3 separate regions of the Homo sapiens genome follow, and regions 2 and 3 are each linked to region 1. Evidence: chromatin contacts called from ENCODE Hi-C or POLR2A ChIA-PET data. All regions are on one chromosome and are shown on one strand. The core of a region is the stretch at or near the end of the contact, and the rest is flanking DNA. Distances in the headings are between cores, read along the strand shown. Region 1 overlaps ADAM10 (ADAM metallopeptidase domain 10). Region 2 overlaps LIPC (lipase C, hepatic type). Region 3 overlaps LIPC (lipase C, hepatic type).

The links. A loop is a pair of places that touch in the nucleus more often than their neighbours do. ChIA-PET counts read pairs that join two places held with the same protein, here RNA polymerase II (POLR2A). Pooled maps may share reads with other maps.
Region 2: a map of naive thymus-derived CD4-positive, alpha-beta T cell shows a loop between it and region 1 (2.7-fold over the local background). The contact joins two enhancer-like sites. A Hi-C loop is called at or near these places in 6 of 168 maps with a recorded cell type or tissue (heart left ventricle, left cardiac atrium, mammary epithelial cell and 1 more), 1 of 37 single-sample maps with no recorded cell type and 7 of 50 pooled maps. POLR2A ChIA-PET finds 5 or more read pairs at or near these places in 1 of 52 experiments (Caco-2).
Region 3: a pooled map shows a loop between it and region 1 (2.0-fold over the local background). The contact joins two enhancer-like sites. A Hi-C loop is called at or near these places in 2 of 168 maps with a recorded cell type or tissue (PC-9 and natural killer cell) and 3 of 50 pooled maps. POLR2A ChIA-PET finds 5 or more read pairs at or near these places in 4 of 52 experiments (Caco-2, OCI-LY7, WTC11 and 1 more).

What each region holds. Positions count from the first base shown.
Region 1 is chr15:58,627,032-58,630,538 of GRCh38, reverse strand. It overlaps ADAM10 (ADAM metallopeptidase domain 10), which reads left to right. Exons shown (of 16, transcript NM_001110.4): 10 at 2,656-2,839. Among named protein-coding and RNA genes, the nearest start is that of ADAM10, 120 kb to the left of the region's middle. Within about 2 kb of position 1,903, at least 5 of the 41 ENCODE cell types and tissues checked have a DNase peak (open chromatin) inside an H3K27ac peak, as active enhancers do; they include natural killer cell, where a contact is called at or near this core.
Region 2 is chr15:58,455,765-58,459,271 of GRCh38, reverse strand. The region is part of intron 1 of LIPC (lipase C, hepatic type); the gene reads right to left. All of the region lies in intron 2 of LIPC-AS1 (LIPC antisense RNA 1), which reads left to right. Among named protein-coding and RNA genes, the nearest start is that of LIPC, 26 kb to the right of the region's middle. RefSeq lists a silencer at 955-1,014. Within about 2 kb of position 1,616, at least 6 of the 41 ENCODE cell types and tissues checked have a DNase peak (open chromatin) inside an H3K27ac peak, as active enhancers do.
Region 3 is chr15:58,472,024-58,475,530 of GRCh38, reverse strand. All of the region lies in intron 1 of LIPC (lipase C, hepatic type), which reads right to left. All of the region lies in intron 2 of LIPC-AS1 (LIPC antisense RNA 1), which reads left to right. Among named protein-coding and RNA genes, the nearest start is that of LIPC-AS1, 25 kb to the left of the region's middle. Within about 2 kb of position 1,615, at least 10 of the 41 ENCODE cell types and tissues checked have a DNase peak (open chromatin) inside an H3K27ac peak, as active enhancers do; they include natural killer cell, where a contact is called at or near this core.

The DNA.
Region 1 (3,507 bases), core at 654-3,153:
ATTCACCTTCATGTAAATACAGTTCTAATAATGCCACTTCTGCTTACTAACTCACTTCTACTACTTTCTAATATTGCTGATACAATTTCCTTATCTTAATGTTTGGGGTGTTTGATAATTTGGGGTTTAAGTATATTTCTAGTGTTATCTCTCCTCATCTGTCAAATTAATTCACAGACCTTTAAAACTTTCCTCCGCTAGGAAGTCAGTTCCTTCCCATGTCTGCCTGTTGAAATCTTGATCCGTGTTGTTATATGATGTAAATGAATATGGCCCTTAATAAAAATTAAGAAAATATGACCATCATAGTTTTATTTATAATACCAAAAAGTTTTAAGCAGCCTAGATGGCCCTACAGTATGAAAATACCACGGAATGCTCTGCAGTCATTTAAATACCAAGTTTTGCAGTGCTCATTTTATACTGTTAAGCTGAAAGAAAGGTGTGTATAACTGTACACATGGAGGGTAGCTGTGGTGACTCACACCTGTAATCCCAGCACTTTGGGAGGCCGAGGTGGGCAGATTGCTTGAGCCCAGGAGTTCGAGACCAGCCTGGGCAACATGGCGAAACCCCGTCTCTACCAAAAATACACACAAAAACAATTAGCTGGGTGTGCTGGACTGCACCTGTAGTCCCAGCTACTCGAGAAGCTAAGGTCGGGGAGGATGACTTGAGTCCAAGGTTGCAGTGAGCCAGGATCACGCCACTACACTCCAGCCTGGGGGACAGAGTGAGACTCTGTCTCAAAAAAAAAAGTTATAACTGTACACATGGTATAGTCCAAATTTTAAATTAAAATGTGATACAGCTAGATATAAGTCAGATAGGAAATAGATCAAAATTTTAATAGTTATAGTGCATGGTAGATTATGATTGAATTTTTATTTATGCATTTTTGTTTTCTTAATTTTCTTTCTTATAGTTAGACAAATTTTTCTGTTTTCTTGTCACAAAGATTATAGTTTCTTAGTGAAACGCTTCTCTTGATTTGAACTCTGAATACTTGTGCGAGTCCAGTCAAGATGGCCTTTATGTTCTGTTTTGTGTTTTGCTTATTCATGTGCTTGTTTTATTCGTTATCTGAGGATGGCAAATAGCTGGCATGCTTGCTTACAACCTGTTTCCCCTTCTATTCCTGTTAATGGTGATCTATTGTAATATCTCCTGGCCTAGTAAAATAATAATTGACTAGCAATATCTGTAATGGATTTATGCAGCAGCAAGTCAGACTAAGCAGTTATGTCAAGATTTGCTATCATTTAAAAATAGAAGGTAAGTGCCTTGAAGGCTAGGGATAATACTTTTCTCATCTTTATATTTTTATATTTTAGTGCCTCCTTTTATAGCACTGGACATTCATTAATATTTACTGAATTGAAAAGTGGCAAGATATTCTGTGATGACATCAAGAGTTATACAGAATTGGGATTTTTTTCTTTCCTTTCTAAAACTCTAATGCTGAGAATAATTCTAGTGCTACACCTTTTTCAGAAACTGAGTTGAATTTTATAGGTTGAAAACATAAAGCAAGATAATATTGGTGAATAGTATAGAGTTGCTAAATGCTGCATCTAGATTCAGAAGAAAGGCAAGAGGTATCAGGAAGAATAAAGGTGATAGTAGAGGACACATTTTTTAATTTAACAGTTGCCTCAGAAGAGGGAATAGAAAATGAAAGTAACTTAGTTGGGCTCTAGGAAAAAACAGAACGTCCTTGGGCAGTCTTTTTCTTTCTTGAGAGTGGGGTTGTTGGGTATTTAAAACAAGATTTTAATTAAATAGCACAATTACTCTAGTGTCCAGTGTTTTTTGCCCCTTCTGATGTGTTCTGAATTGTTTGAGGGGCATTGTGAGGGTTGTTTTAGTGCATATCCCCAGGATGGTAGGGGCTGCTGGGATCTGGTAGTAGTGTTCTGTTGCTTGGTCTCATAAGCATTACTTTGAGAAAATTCAGGGAGCTATGCTGTATGTATCTGACTCTTCAATAAAATTTATCAAAACCGAACACCACTTATGTGCATTTATATGTTACGTGTACACAGAACTCTGTTTATTTGGCAAAGCAGTATTTTGGTTTTATCTCTAGGCTTTTACCATTTTTCATTTAAAAATATATCATTGTGTTTCTGTTCCTAGTCAGCATTTTTACTTACCTTTCCTATATATTGGCTATTAAGTTAGCTGTCTTAGATTCCTGTTCTGTGTGTATTTAGCCCCATGTCAGTCTCTTGATTCTTTTGTCTTTCCCCACCTCTGTCTTCTCTGAACTATTCATAACATGTAATTTAACATATGTGTTAGAGACTATTTAGTAGTTTTAAAGTAGTTTATTTTACTGTTACTAGTTTTAAAAGTATGTGAGCTTATTTTTAATAGACTTTTATGACAGTCTGTCCTCAATTCTAGTCCCTGCTTACAAAGCTATAAATTGTTATGGCTAGACCTCCACTGATTTTCCTCCTTTTCTAAGACAGTGACCCCTAAAAGAGCAAATTCTTTTCCTACTCAAGGTGTAAAACAATTGTAAGATCCTTTTTAAAGGAGAGTCCACAAGCTTCCATTGTTTTCCTGATGAGAACATTACGTTTAATCAGTTGACCTGAAAACCTTATTTTACTTCCTGTTTATGTAACTTTATATTCTTTTTGACAGCATGATTCTGGAACAGAGTGCACACCAGGAGAATCTAAGAATTTGGGTCAAAAAGAAAATGGCAATTACATCATGTATGCAAGAGCAACATCTGGGGACAAACTTAACAACAATAAATTCTCACTCTGTAGTATTAGAAATATAAGCCAAGTTCTTGAGAAGAAGAGAAACAACTGTTTTGTTGGTATGTATATTTTCCTAACGTTTTGTTATGAACATTTTCAAACATTCAGACAACTTGAAAGAATTCTATAGTGATTACTGACATACCCACCACCTGCATTTTACTATTGCTAACACTTTGCTGTATTCCCTTTATCTCGTTATTTCTTAATCTTGCCATCTCTCAATTCATGTTTTATTGCAATTTAAAGTAAGTTGCAGCCATCAGTATACTTCACACCTAAACATTTTAGTCTGCAAATCATTAACTAGAGTTCAATATTGTTTATAGTTCTTTTTCTGTTTTCTGCATAAGTGAAATGCACAAATTTTAAGTGCATCATTTGATGAGTTTTGACAGATGCATTTACCTTTGTAAACTACCTATCAAGATACAGGACATTTCTGTCACCCCGGAACTTTCTTTTATCACCCTTCCCAATCAGGCTCTGTCCCAACACACCCTCAGAGGCAACCACTATCTGATTTATTTCACTCTACATTGGCTTTGTCTTCATATAAGTGAAAGTATACAGTTTATACCCTTCTGTGGAAGGCTGTTTAACTCAGTATACAGCTTTGAGATTCATCTTTAGTATTATACTCCTTTTTATTGCTGAGTACTATTACGTTGTATGAATATGTCCTAGTTTGTACATCTACTCTCCTATCATGAATACCTTGGATTTG
Region 2 (3,507 bases), core at 367-2,866, 170 kb after region 1:
TATGTCACTTCCTGCTTGCTGGGAAAAGCCAAAGTTTCACTAGGCTTTGACCCAGAGGTCGTCTTGCAGTGAGGGAGGCCATCTCCTCCTGATGTCCACTGGGCCTTTGGTTTTCAATGACTGAAAGCTGTTTTTGTCCCAGCAGAACTACAAAATACATACCTCACCTAAAAAAATAGGAGGCATGACTACCATCTCTCCCTCTTGGAATGTATTGCACCTATAGCCAAGGGGAGATGTATAGCCTTCTCAATGTTCTATGACCTAGCACCTTTTTCTCTTAAATATTCACTAGAAAACTAATAAAGCCATGGACATACTCTGATGTTATCGATGGCAGATTTTGGGGTTGACCTAATGTACTTTTTCCCCACTTAACGCACAACTTAATCATCTCCTGAGGAACAAAGAGATGGTGGCAAAAAACCCTCTGTAAAACCTTTTTCCTGTTCCACTGGGAAACCAGGATCAAGGACAAGGGACAGGAATGGTGCAGGGACAGGAGCTAGTTGTATAAGATGTGTAATTTTGAGGGGCAGAGGGGTGACCAGATTCTGCTGGCAAGGGCTGAGAAACAGGGAGTTCTTTGGTTTCTGATGGGGAAAGAAACCATAGAGTGTTATTTAGCCCTGTTGGAAAGCTGGTCTCTGAAAACTGAAAGCACCCAAGATAACGGGGATAAAGATGGGAAAAGGTTAGAGGTGGGAAGGGTTAGAGGTTGCAAAGCCTCAAGTAAGACTTATTCTTTGGGTGGTGTCATTCTAAATGTTTTGACTTGGAGGAAAGAGCTGGGAATGAGGACAATGTCCCTGCTATTATAACAGCAGCATATGCACCAACATAAAGAAAAATCCTGTTTAAGAAAAACCTGCCTGGGCTGTGCTTTAATTGCAAGAGGTAGAAGGACGTGGTGGGGGAGGCTCAGCTGCTGGTCTAACAATAGCATAAGCCGACCTTGCTCAGGGGAAGTCCATTGCTAAACTTCAAAGTTCAGTCTGTGAACTTCACATTTAGGAAGCACTTCCTGATGACCTCATTTAAAATTTTATTCTTCCAAGGGACACAGTACAGAATATATGGACTTACATTTTTTTTTTTTCTCCAGCAATTTCCCTGCTTCTGTAGGAGTAAAAAAACGGAAACAGGTGCTTATGTATTTATTTTTAAAGCTCCCTAGCTACTAAGGACAGCAAGGACTTTTGCCATTTAATTTTTGTTATTGTCTAGCTCATGAAAATGTATTTCTTAATCCTCCAGCTACACATATTCCTGATGAGAAAAAGTATAAACTGGTATGTCCTATGCACTCTAGGAGCCCTTGATTTAAGACTAACCACACGGCATGTACACAGACAGCCATGTAGAAAATGCCTGCAGAGCCAGCATCAGGGGCAGGATGGAGACATGGGCCCGGGATAGAGTGGAAAAGGAATTGTGTGAATCACGGAGGTGGACAAGTGTTTATGTACAAGATGGAAATCCTTACCATATATCCAGTTCAGTCAGGTTTATGTGAAGGAAATGACCAAGCCAGTGCTACTTGCTCTTTCGATTACCAAATGGGATTGCTTGGCTGGTTTAGGGAGAATAAACACAATAATAGTGAAAGTAGTTGACCACAAAATGATGCGGCCTGAGTCATAGAAAGCTTTATGGAGAAGATAGCATCTGAAGGTCCCATTCAGCAATGGGTGGGGCAGAAGTGGTCTTACATGCTGAGGGGATGTGGGGCACAGAGAAACAAGGACTGCTGCTGCAGCTCTGCCCTGAAGGAGCCAAGTGGCATATCGTAAACGGGGTGCCTTGTAGGCCTTCTTGCTGTCCACAGGTAAATTTGAGGAGTGCTTAGAATACGTCATGTCTGCCGGGCGCGGTGGCTCACGCCTGTAATCCCAGCACTTTGGGAGGCTGAAGCGGGCAGATCACCTGAGGTCGGGAGTTTGAGACCAGCATGACCAAAGTGGAGAAACCCTGTCTCTGCTAAAAATACAAAAATTAGCCAGGCGTGGTGGTGCCTGCCTGTAATCCCAGCTACTCAGGAGGCTGAGACAGGAGAAATGCTTGAACCCGGGAGGTGGAGGTTGTGGTGAGCCAAGATCGCACCTTTGCACTCCATTCTGGGCAACAAGAGTGAAACTCCGTCTCAAAAAATAATAAAAAAATCATGTTTTCGAAGCCAAGGGCTGCTCAGCCCACATCGCCCAGTGCTGTTTTGGCCTTGTCTGATGATACCTGCATGCTGACAAAGGAGGTGCCCGGCCCTGGGCATCATCTCTGCTGGAGCCTAGTTCTCACTTAGCTCTGTTTCCCTGGGTATGCCACTTGACCTCCATAGTTTCTATTTTCTTATTAGTAAAATAAACGAGTTGAGCGAGATGTTCTCTAGAATAACTTCTGTTTTTCCCATTCTACGCATGGTAAAGTATACTTAAACATATGTACATATTTCTTTAGTTGGGAAAACAGCAGTGGTGAAGCCCTAAAAAGACAGAGGACCTCTCGTTTTCCCCAATTTGTTGCCTTTATGAATGTGATGGGTTGCGGGGGACATTTGCAAAGAGAGACCAGACATCTACCTGAGGCTATGAGGTAGCGGGCAGATCCCCAGTGTGGACAGGGCTACTTAGGCCCATGGGGGCAGGAGGCCTTAGCATTGGCTACCCATGTGCTCCTGCAGTCCTCCTAGGAGGGAGTGACACCCCTAGTCTCTATTCACCCCCCAGCACCTCCCTCCAGGGGCCTCTGGGCTGCATCAGGGGAGATGTGCCCTGTCCTTAGCTATGGCTTCAGGTTTGGCTCAGTGCTTTTTGCCCTTCATACTGGAAAAGCTTATTTTTCCCCATGAATATCAAAGTAATACAACTTCAGAACAACAGGAAGGTACAGAAAGCATTGAGGATAAATACATAATCAGCTATCATACTATCACACAGAGCAATTTATTTAAGTGCATTTTCTTCTAACGTGTTTTTTCCTTAATGCAAATGTAAAATTTTGCATTCTACTTTTTCTTTTCTTTTGGCTTGATCTCATAGCATGTTTCCATGCCATTACATATATTTGACCCCACTTCATTCCCTTCTGCTTCCCTATGCTCACCCTCTTGTCTCGGTGTCCCTGACTTCAGCCTCGCCTCCTGCGCTCATGCTGTGTGCCTGTCTGAAGTACAGCCATTCTTCATTTGTCATTGAGTCCTACCATGCTTTACGGCTCTCTGTCCCCCATGAAGCCTTCTCAGACCACCTTGGAGAACTTTCCAGATTGTCTATCCATCCCTGACCCCCTTCCCTTCCTTGGGGTCTGGACCATGCCTTGGGTCCTTAACAAGTGCTGCTCTGGGCTGTTAGGTCTCTTTTTATGTAGACACCCCTCAGGCAGTGGTGCATTGGTGGATACTCAGCAACTGGCTCTCTGGAAGAAAATATATTCATATATATATACACGCATACATGCATATATTGTGCATTTCATTGCTATCAAGGTATTATACAATTTATAAATAATAAT
Region 3 (3,507 bases), core at 366-2,865, 150 kb after region 1:
TCAGGGAAGATCTGATGGAGAGAAGGTAATAGTTGAGTTGGGTGTTGAAAGAACGGGAGTGTGTTGGGCAGAGGCAGGGAAAAGGTATATTCAGGACACTGCAGGACACTGGAGATGGTCAAGAGGCAGATGGTGAAGGGCCTGGGTGGCCGGGCTGTCTGCCTTTTCTATGGAGGCCACAGAATCTTTTGACAGATCTTGAGCAGGGAAGAAACATGATTACCTTTGCCTCTTAGAAGGATCACCTGGATTATGGTGTGGAAGATGGAGGGGAGAGGGCAGCCAGCTTCAAGCCTGTTGTTGTGGGAGCACAGGCCAGACACTGAAGAGGGCAGTGGCAATGGAGGGGAGCCAGGGGACACATTTGAGAGACAGACAGGAGAAAAAGCCAGCTGGACTTCCTGACCACATGAGGTGGGGGAAGGAGAGAGAAGCCCACAGTAACTTCCCCTGTGGGAAATTCTGACTTGGGGAAGGCCTCTCAGGGTGAGGGCTGAGAAGGGGCCACCACAGGTGGCATTTGAGAACTCATTGGTTTCCTTAGAAAATAGGTGGAGGGATGGTAGCTGGAGATGTGTCCTCTCCTTTGGTCACTGGACAGAGGCCCAGAATCCACGAGGACCTAGCAGCAGTTGCTCTCTGGGATGGGGCAGGTCAGGAGGCTCATTGGCTAGTTGTACTTGCCTCCATGCAGGAGTAGCTTTGAGAAGCCAGGGGCAGCTGGGAGGGCCATGAGTGGAGGAGAATTGCATGCTGAGAGGAGAGCTGAGGTCTCTGAGGATGCTCACCCTGGGCAGAGAGGCCAGGGAACGACCTCGAAGGTTGTCACCCTCAGGGATCCTGCGTACCTCCACGCAGGGATGCTCACTGTGTTCCCCAAGGTCAAACTGATTTGGGCTCAACGTAGGGGAGACCTTGTTTCCTCCTCTACAAAATGCTGATAAATTACCTACATCAAAGATGGTGGAGGGTGGAATGTGAAATTCGTGAAAAGCCTCTTTTTTTTTTTTTTTTTTTCCTGAGACAGGGTCTAGCTCTGTTGCCTAGGTTTGAGTGCAGTGGTGCAATCATGGCTCACTGCAGCCTTGACCTTCTGATCCTCTTGCCTCAGCCTCCCAAGTAAGTAAGTGGGACCACAGGTGGGACCATCAAGCCCAGCTAAATTTTGTATTTTTTTGTGGAGATGGGGTCTCTTTATATTGCCCGGCTGGTCTCAAACTTCTGGGCTCAAGTGAATCACCCTGCTTGGGCCCCCAAAGTGTTGGGATTACAGGCATGAGCCACAGTGGCCCACGTAAAGCCTTTTTACTGCCCCCAGCAGAGAGGATGCACTTCCCAGGGGTGAGATGCCCCTGAAGAAACCGTCCCCTCTTCCCCCACCAAAGGGCCTAGTCCCCTGGAGATTTCAGCAAAGGAGGGTTGGTTGCTTGATGATTGATGTAGAAGGGCTTTGGACCAAGTAACTTAGATGTTACTTTCTCACAGTACGTCTTTGCTGAGTGGGCACATGTACCTGATGTGGCTGCAATGTGTTTTGGCTGAAAATGAGTCATTAATAAAAAAGGTGGGGAGTTTCCTTACCTGGTTTGCTTCAACACAAGATAAGGAATGCAAAACAGCTATAGTCTGGCAGGAAAACTGGACTGAGTGGACTAGCTTGGGGATCGTCAAGACTCTTGATCTTATTGGAGGCAGCTTGGTACATTGCAATGAGGGGGAGATTTGGGATCAGGGAACCTGGGATGGAGCCATGTCTTTCTCCCTTCCCAGCTGTGTAACCTTGGACAAGTCACTTAACCTCCAAGACTCACTTTCCTCCTTCATCAAGTGCTGTGTGAAGAATGCAGGAGAGTGATTTAAGCAAAGCCCCCTAACTGCCTGGCGTCTAGTAAGTACACAGGTAATTTTAGCCAAATCTATAGCTGAACCAGCCGATGCCAGAAAGATATTAACTGGAGCAGTTTTTTCTCCTCCTACCTCCCTGCTGCGTCTTCCTATGCTGTCCCCAGACATTTCCCCTGGAGTTGTGTCTGTGGGTTGTCATTTTGTCTGCTTGCCTTTCATCCTCCAAACGTCTTGTTAATCGCACAGGAAGTGGGTGGGTAATGGGCTTCTCTGTTGTTCCACTGGCCTCCCATTGAGTCTTACAGTTTTGCTTTCCTCACCACGAGGGCTTCTCACACCCTCTAATGACTGTTTTCCTTTCGGAAATGGCATATTTTTAGACAAAAAGCATTTCCTGGGGCTCATCACTGATTCCCTGGCAGATCTCTGACTTCTCAGCAATTTTCCCTGCTTCTCTCTGGTCACATAAAACCCACCCTGGCAGCATAAACATAGGAAATGCAGGAAACACAGGCCCCCAGCAGCCTTCACTACTCTGAGCCAATACCCAGTGCTGATCCTTGGTTGAGGCATGAGGTCCCAGCTGCTGGGACTGCAGAGGCTGTTGCTTCTGGCTGCCGTCCTCCCCCTCCCCAGCTGTCCAGGCGTCCAGCTCCCCTCTGCCAGTGCTAGAGGGTAGGGTGGTAGTGTTTTCAAAGTTAACAAAACCATGCCCCTTTCTGAGTGAAACCCAAGTTCAGATGATTCCCTTCCCCTCTTAGTAACAGCCGTAGTCAGACACACCTGGGTTTGAGTCATGGCTTAGCCCTTGGCTAGCTTGAATGCTCTAAGCCTCAGTTTCTTGGTAAAATGGGGGCAATACTAGCAAACCTCATAAGGCCGTTGTGAAGACAACATGGAATACAGTGGGTGAGTACAATGCTTAGCCCCATGCCTGGCACTTACTTGCCTTTATTTTTTCTGATCTAAATTATTACAATGATTTAATTATAATTTTAAATTTATACAATTTGTTTTATAATTCTTTAAATATAATTATATCTATTTTCCCTCTCCCACAGGCTGTGAGCCCCTTGAGGGAAGGGGCAAGATTTTTTTTTTTTTTTTTTGAGACAAGAGTCTCACTCTCTTGCCCAGGCTGGAGTGCAGTGACAGGATCTTGGCTCACTGCAACCTCCATCTCCCAGGATCAAGTGATTCGCATGCCTCAGCTTCCTGAGTAGTTGGGATTACAGGCGCATGCTACCACACTTGGCTAACTTTTGTATGTTTTGGTAGAGACAGGGTTTCACCATGTTGGTCAGGCTGGTCTTGAACACCTGGCCTCATGTGATTCACCTCCCTCGGCCTCCCAAAGTGCCGGGGTTACAGATGTAATCCTGCTAAGATTTCTTTTTTTTTTTTTTTTTTTTTTTGAGACCAAATGTCACTCTGTTGCCCAGGGTGGAGTGCAATGGTGCAATCTTTGCTCATTGCAACCTCTGCCTCCCAGGTTCAAGTGATTGTCCTGCTTCAGCCTCCCGAGTAGCTGGGATTACAGGCACGTGCCACCATGCCTGGCTAATTTTTTGTATTTTTCGTAGAGATGGGGTTTCACGATGTTGATCAGGCTGGTCTTGAACTCCTGACCTCAGGTGATCCACCCACCTTGGCCTCCCAAAG